Linked DNA regions of Homo sapiens: region 1 is linked to region 2. The links are chromatin loops, found by intact Hi-C in ENCODE. Cell type or tissue: A673. All regions are shown on one strand. Links, peaks and the distances in the headings refer to the core of each region. The heading gives the core; the rest is flanking DNA.

The links. Hi-C counts contacts between places; a loop is a spot of excess contacts. Peaks named below come from ENCODE experiments on the same cell type or tissue, not always from the same donor. Only the 100,000 strongest peaks of a DNase experiment are listed, where the experiment ranks them.
Region 1: a loop joins it to region 2, with 4 times the contacts of the local background. A loop is called at or near these places in 2 of 110 quality-filtered maps.

The regions. Positions count from the first base shown.
Region 1 is chr3:167,031,005-167,033,935 of GRCh38, forward strand. No RefSeq gene overlaps it. Among named protein-coding and RNA genes, the nearest start is that of ZBBX, 350 kb to the right of the region's middle. In A673, for the core only: a CTCF peak has its summit at 1,470 (motif pointing left); a DNase peak (open chromatin) is centred at 1,467.
Region 2 is chr3:166,552,794-166,555,724 of GRCh38, forward strand. No RefSeq gene overlaps it. Among named protein-coding and RNA genes, the nearest start is that of BCHE, 720 kb to the left of the region's middle. In A673, for the core only: no CTCF peak of the experiment used is centred there; a DNase peak (open chromatin) is centred at 1,398.

The sequences.
Region 1 (2,931 bases), core at 200-2,699, 480 kb after region 2:
AGAAATAAGGAAAATAAGGTTGGTAATAGAAACACAACGTTAAAGAACAGGAAATTGCTTTGTCATTTACTCAATCTGAAATAGGTCCAGTGTCTGGACAGACTCACCCAATCTTATGATTGGGCTCTAATCCCCTCTTAGAACTGTGATCTATTTTAAGTTAAGTAAAGGTGAAGTCCTAAACAAACCCTGGAATAAACCAATTACAAAAGATTACAACGTACATCTACATAACTACCTTAGCCCAGGGGAAAATGTGCAGGCAATTCCTCTTTATCCTAAGATCCTGAAACCACAAACACACATCTACAACTGAGTGCTATCATACTTAACACATATGTAACATGCAATAGTCACTTTGCTATATGAAACCAACATGTCTGGAACTGTTTTATAATACTCCCAGAGAAATATGGGAGAAAAAGTTTGACCTAAATTAATTTGCTAGCAAATCCTTATCATAATGACACGGCTGATAAAGAATCTGGAGTATGAGTATTGAATAAATCAGCCCCGGGGGGAGGAGCGGGTTCTTTAAGAACCAAGAGCAAGTATGCAGCACCGTTTGCAGGTCACCTGTTCCCCCTTTAACCCACAAATCTGGTTCTCCTCTCGTTCTATCTTACTTCAGCCGCAAGGAAAATCAGTCATATCTTTGGTCTTTCCATTCTTAAGCAAAACAAGACCTTTCTGGCACGTTTCGTGAGAATCCCAGATAAAAGTTATATCTGTAAAGTTCTACAGCTTGCCTGAAAGTTCTCAGGACTCTTAAATTTCCCGGTGGGAAGCAGGGAAAAAACCAAGTACAACTTCCCTCCTCAGTCTCTCCCGATAAATGCACCAGTAAGCAAAATTTGATAGAAAATTAAAGACATAATTCTCTATTTGACGTTATATGAATAAAAACAACTGGCATACTATTAGGTTTCTTTTGAATGGTGATTCATTCTAGAATTCAGCCCCAAACTTTTTTGTACTCTCCTCTTTAAACGTTTTCTTTCATAATAAATAGCAGAGACAAAAGTGTTTCTATTGGGAAGTGTGAGAGTAAAGAGATATACAATTAACTAGTGGTCTGCTCAGTTACAGGAAAAATGCCTGAACAGCATTCTGTTATCTTGCAATAATGGGGCCATTTATGTGCATCACATTTTCATTTTCAGTTCTGTGCTAATTTAAATCATTTTCATTTGAATTCCCAATCTTAACTTTTTCCCCTACACATGCCTGGCTAATAAAAATGCTTGATTTATTAATATTGCACTTATTACAATATTAATTGTACTTTATTAATAAAGAGTTACAGCACTTTATTAATAAACTAAATTTCAGCAACTAGATCTAGTAAGGCAATTACAAATACTACGGCCAGCTAGAATAATATTTTAAGTGTTTTAGAAATGTCAGATGAAAACTTGTTAAACCAGACAAGCACCAATGACAGTTAATAGCAGTGTTCTCATGCCCCCTGTTGGTTACTTACTTGAGAATCGCATTGAAGCTAAGTCATTTTGCAACCAGAGAAAAAATGTCCAATGTTTTCACTTGAATCTGGTTTGGATCATAAACTAAAAGGTATTTACACACACACACACACACACACACACACACGAATGTATCCCTCTGGTTTCATGTTTGAATTGAAGCTAAAAAAAAGTGAGATTTAAAGAGAGGGTGAATTTTGCATTGGGTGTGAAAAACTCCCACATCCACTTACACTCACAATTGGTGAGTGCCATCCATGTATTAAGTATTTTCTCATGAGATTTTAACATTTTGGTATAGCGCAAAGAGCATGAACTTTTAAACTACGTAGTCCTGAGTTTGAACCAAGTGAATTTATCTTCCTTATCAATCACATTAAACCATATAAACATGGAAAGTTATTTTTTTATCTTGAAAATGATTTGGGTTATAATTCTTATTACACATTGTTGGTTTGAAGATTAAAAGATAAATAGTTTGTCTGAAAGTGCCTACTAAGTATATGTTAAATGCTAAGTAATTGTTAGTTTTTTTTTTTTTACAACTCTCTGATGTAAACATTATCTATATCTCACTTTTTAGATAGAATAATTGAGGTTCAGGCATATAGAAAAAAGTGGCCAAGCTTTTGCAGCTAGTGAATGATAATGCTGGCATCAAAACCCAGAACATTTTGCCTCTAATGCAAGCATATTTTGTGATATTGTTTATACAACTTTATTATAACTCAGTGTTACAAAATCAGGTCTATATAAGCTACTCTACCTTGATTTACATCTTATAAAATTTAATAAGCAAAATGTGGAAAAAGAAGGAGTGGTCTTATTTAAAAAGTGTCCTGAACAATATTCTAACAAAGATTTGACTTTCGAAAAATAAAATCAGAGTATTCTCAAAATAATCACTGACTATTCTCAAAAATAATGCTAAAATATTAATTATTTGACAACAATTTACTCTCTTTGTGAACATAATATACCATCTCTTTGCATTTTGCTACTACTTCTCCTATTAGAAATACCAGCTTCTAGGAAGTTCTCAAGGGTTTTTATATCTACTCTATAAATGAATGAAAAGTTCTTACAGATTTTCATTACCACGTGGACGTCTATAAGCAGAATTAAATATTAATGTAAGTACAGATGTTTAATTATCAAGTAGAATTGATAATATTCTCAACACAAGACACCTAAAATAATTTTATTTTATACTCAGAAATTAAATGTCATCATTTATTAATTGGTCAGACTTTTTTTTTTTTTGACTCAGTCTCACTCTGTCGCCCAGGCTGGAGTGCAGTGTGGTCAGACTTTTAAAATAATATAATTAGAAATAAATTTGTGTTTTCCACCAGCGCTTTAGGTTGCAAATTATTCAAAATTACTGAATCATGTCCAAATATTCTAATTGTTATAATAATTCTGTTAGAAGAGGAGCCACATATGG
Region 2 (2,931 bases), core at 328-2,827:
GTTTACTATCTTCCTTCTGCATATCTCCACTCAAATATGGGGTTTTAATGGCACTTTGAGCTTCCAGGTATAAATCCCAATTTATGACCCTATGTCCAAAAGTTCTCATACACCTGAGTGTTCACATTCACACAGTGTACAGTCACGTGGGTAAATGTCCATAGACCCTTATGGAGAAGAACTGAAGGAATGATTAAATGCTTGCTTAAGTCAGTGGATTCTGGACCCGAACATTGGCTAGTAACTGATGAAGAGGTCACAAGATTTTATTGGGAAAGCCACCCAAATACTCTTGTTTCTTCTGATTATAATTATTGAACAACATCTTTATTCATTATCTATTTTTCCCTTAGGAAACAATAACAGTAACATGTTCTTCTATTAACTAACTCATCAACTTGTTAATAAAGCTCCCTGTACTATCCCTTTGATCTGGCTGAACTTTACAGCAATGTTACTCCCTGGCTTTAAGAAATAACACCTGGCCTCTATCCCTCTAGCAATCCATAATTTCCTTCACTATTAACAGACAAGCTCTGTGGCTACATCTTCTACCATCATCACCACTAGTCTGTAGAAGAGAGTCACTTTTTAGCTAGACCAGTGTTACTTTTGCCAGTACAATTATTAAGACTTTGGCTAAAGGTGAAGGGCTCTGGGTCTTTCCATGCAATAATGTCCTTTAGCAGTTCCTCTGACCTTACATTATGTAATCATTTTATGAACACACCCCTGAGTCCTTTTATTTCTTTTATCTACCATCTGCCACAGTAACTGAGGTACTTCAACTTTACTTAATATAAGCCATCAGCTTCTCCAAGGTTTTATCTCCAGCTTTATTGAAACATTTTTATTTAATTTACAAATAAAAATTGCATATATTTAAGGCATACAACTTGATATTTTTATATACATATACACTGTGAAATGATTAACGTAGTCTAGCTAATTACTACATCCATCATCTCTCCTTTTCTTTCTTTTTTGTGAGACGAAAACTAAAATCTTTTACCTTAGCAAATTTCAAGTTTATAATACAGTATTAACTATAGCCACATTGTTGTACATTAAATTACCATGAATTATTCATCTTGCATAACTGAAACTTTGTACCTTTTGACCAGTCTCTTTTCATTTCTCCTGCCCCCAATCCATGATAACGAGCATTTTACTCTTTCTATGAGTTTTACTATTTTAGATTTCACATGTAAGTGAAATCAGGCAGTATTTATCCACCTTAAAAAAGAAGAAAATTCTGCCATTTATGAAAACATGGATGAGCCTGGAGGACATTAAACTAAGTGAAATAAACCAGGCACAAAAAGACAAATATGATCTCCGGGTTTTAAAAAGTCACCCCAGCAACTAGTTTGCATAATCCCCTGGGATCCCTGCCAGGGTATTAAATCTTGTGTTCCATAAAAGTGACCCTAAGTCAATGAATTCTTACCTATTTAGTTTACATTCCAGAGCCCTTGAAATAGAGCAGTAGTGTCCAAGTTGTATTGCTGAACCACTGTAAAAACCAGCAAGGTCAGAGCAGCAACCAAGGGGGCTTTTACTGACAGAAGATTGAAGAGTTATTTAATAAAACATGGTGTTGCTAGGAATAAAATCCAGTATCAGGCCTACTCCCTTGGATCCTGTTACATGCTAGCTCATTTTTGCAGCTCTTTAGGGTTGTAATTTTCTTCCTCTTATATCAGACTTTGCATATTACCAGACTGGTTATGATGGGATTTAACTATAATTATCAGCCCAGATTAGCTCCTGAGGGTTCACCTATTAGCTTTGCAGGTGAATATCTCTGCAGAGTTTTCTCAAATAAATATACTAGCTCTTTACAGGGTAGATGGGCTACCTCTGTAGGTTTTGAGGGTTCAGAGGAGTCTGAGAAGGTCTAATGATCTTCTCAGGAAATCCACCCTGATGACTGTTAGTCATTACTTCCCTGTATTAGGTAAAAGATTTTCCTTGGCTGAGAATTGTGTTCTCAGTGGGACAGCTCTATGGCCTCCATATTAGGTTGCATTGTAGTAAAAGGTTGCTCTCTTGGTCAAGATGCATTCATATTAAAGATTCAATATTATTTACCTTAAAAGTTTACATGTACACATAAAAAATACACAGTCACATATTTCAAGGTTCATGAAAAAAATAACTAAGGATTGATGGGCACTGGTGAATTTAAATTTTCAGATTATGTGCCTAAGGAGAAGTTTTCCTTTTTCTCTTCTCCCCACAGAAGACCATGATTTTCCCAGGCATAATTTTAATCTATTTATTGTTTGATAGAAGAAAAAATAGAATTAATGCTACAAGTTTAATGCATCAAAAGAACACCTATGACCAGATTAATAGATTGAATAAAATAGTGTTTTCATTTTTGTAGTTTTTTAAAAAAATTATTTCTCTTTACTTTAGATTCATGGGGTACATGTCCAGGTTTGTTACAAGGGTATGTTGTGTGATGTTGATGTTTGGCCTTCTATTTACCCTGTCACCCAAACAGTGAACATAGGACCCAACACTATATCCAGCTTCTTCAGCCATTGTGCTTCTCCATCCCTTCCCACACTTGGAGTCCTCAGTGTCTACTGTTCCCATCTGTATGTCATGAGAACCTAACATTTAGGTTCTCACTTGTAAGTGAGAACATGTAATATTTGGTTTTCTGTTTAGGTGTTAATTCATTCAGGATAATGTTCTCCAGATGCATCCATGTTGCTGCAAAGAACATGATTTCATTCTTTTCTATGGGTGCATACTATTCCATGGTATATACATACCACATTTTTAAAATTCAAATCCACCATTAACAGACACTTAGGCTGATTCTATGTCTCTGCTCTTGTGAATAGTGCTGTGAAAAAATATACAAATGTAGGTGTCTTTTTAATATAATGGTTTATTATCTTTTGAGTATATATC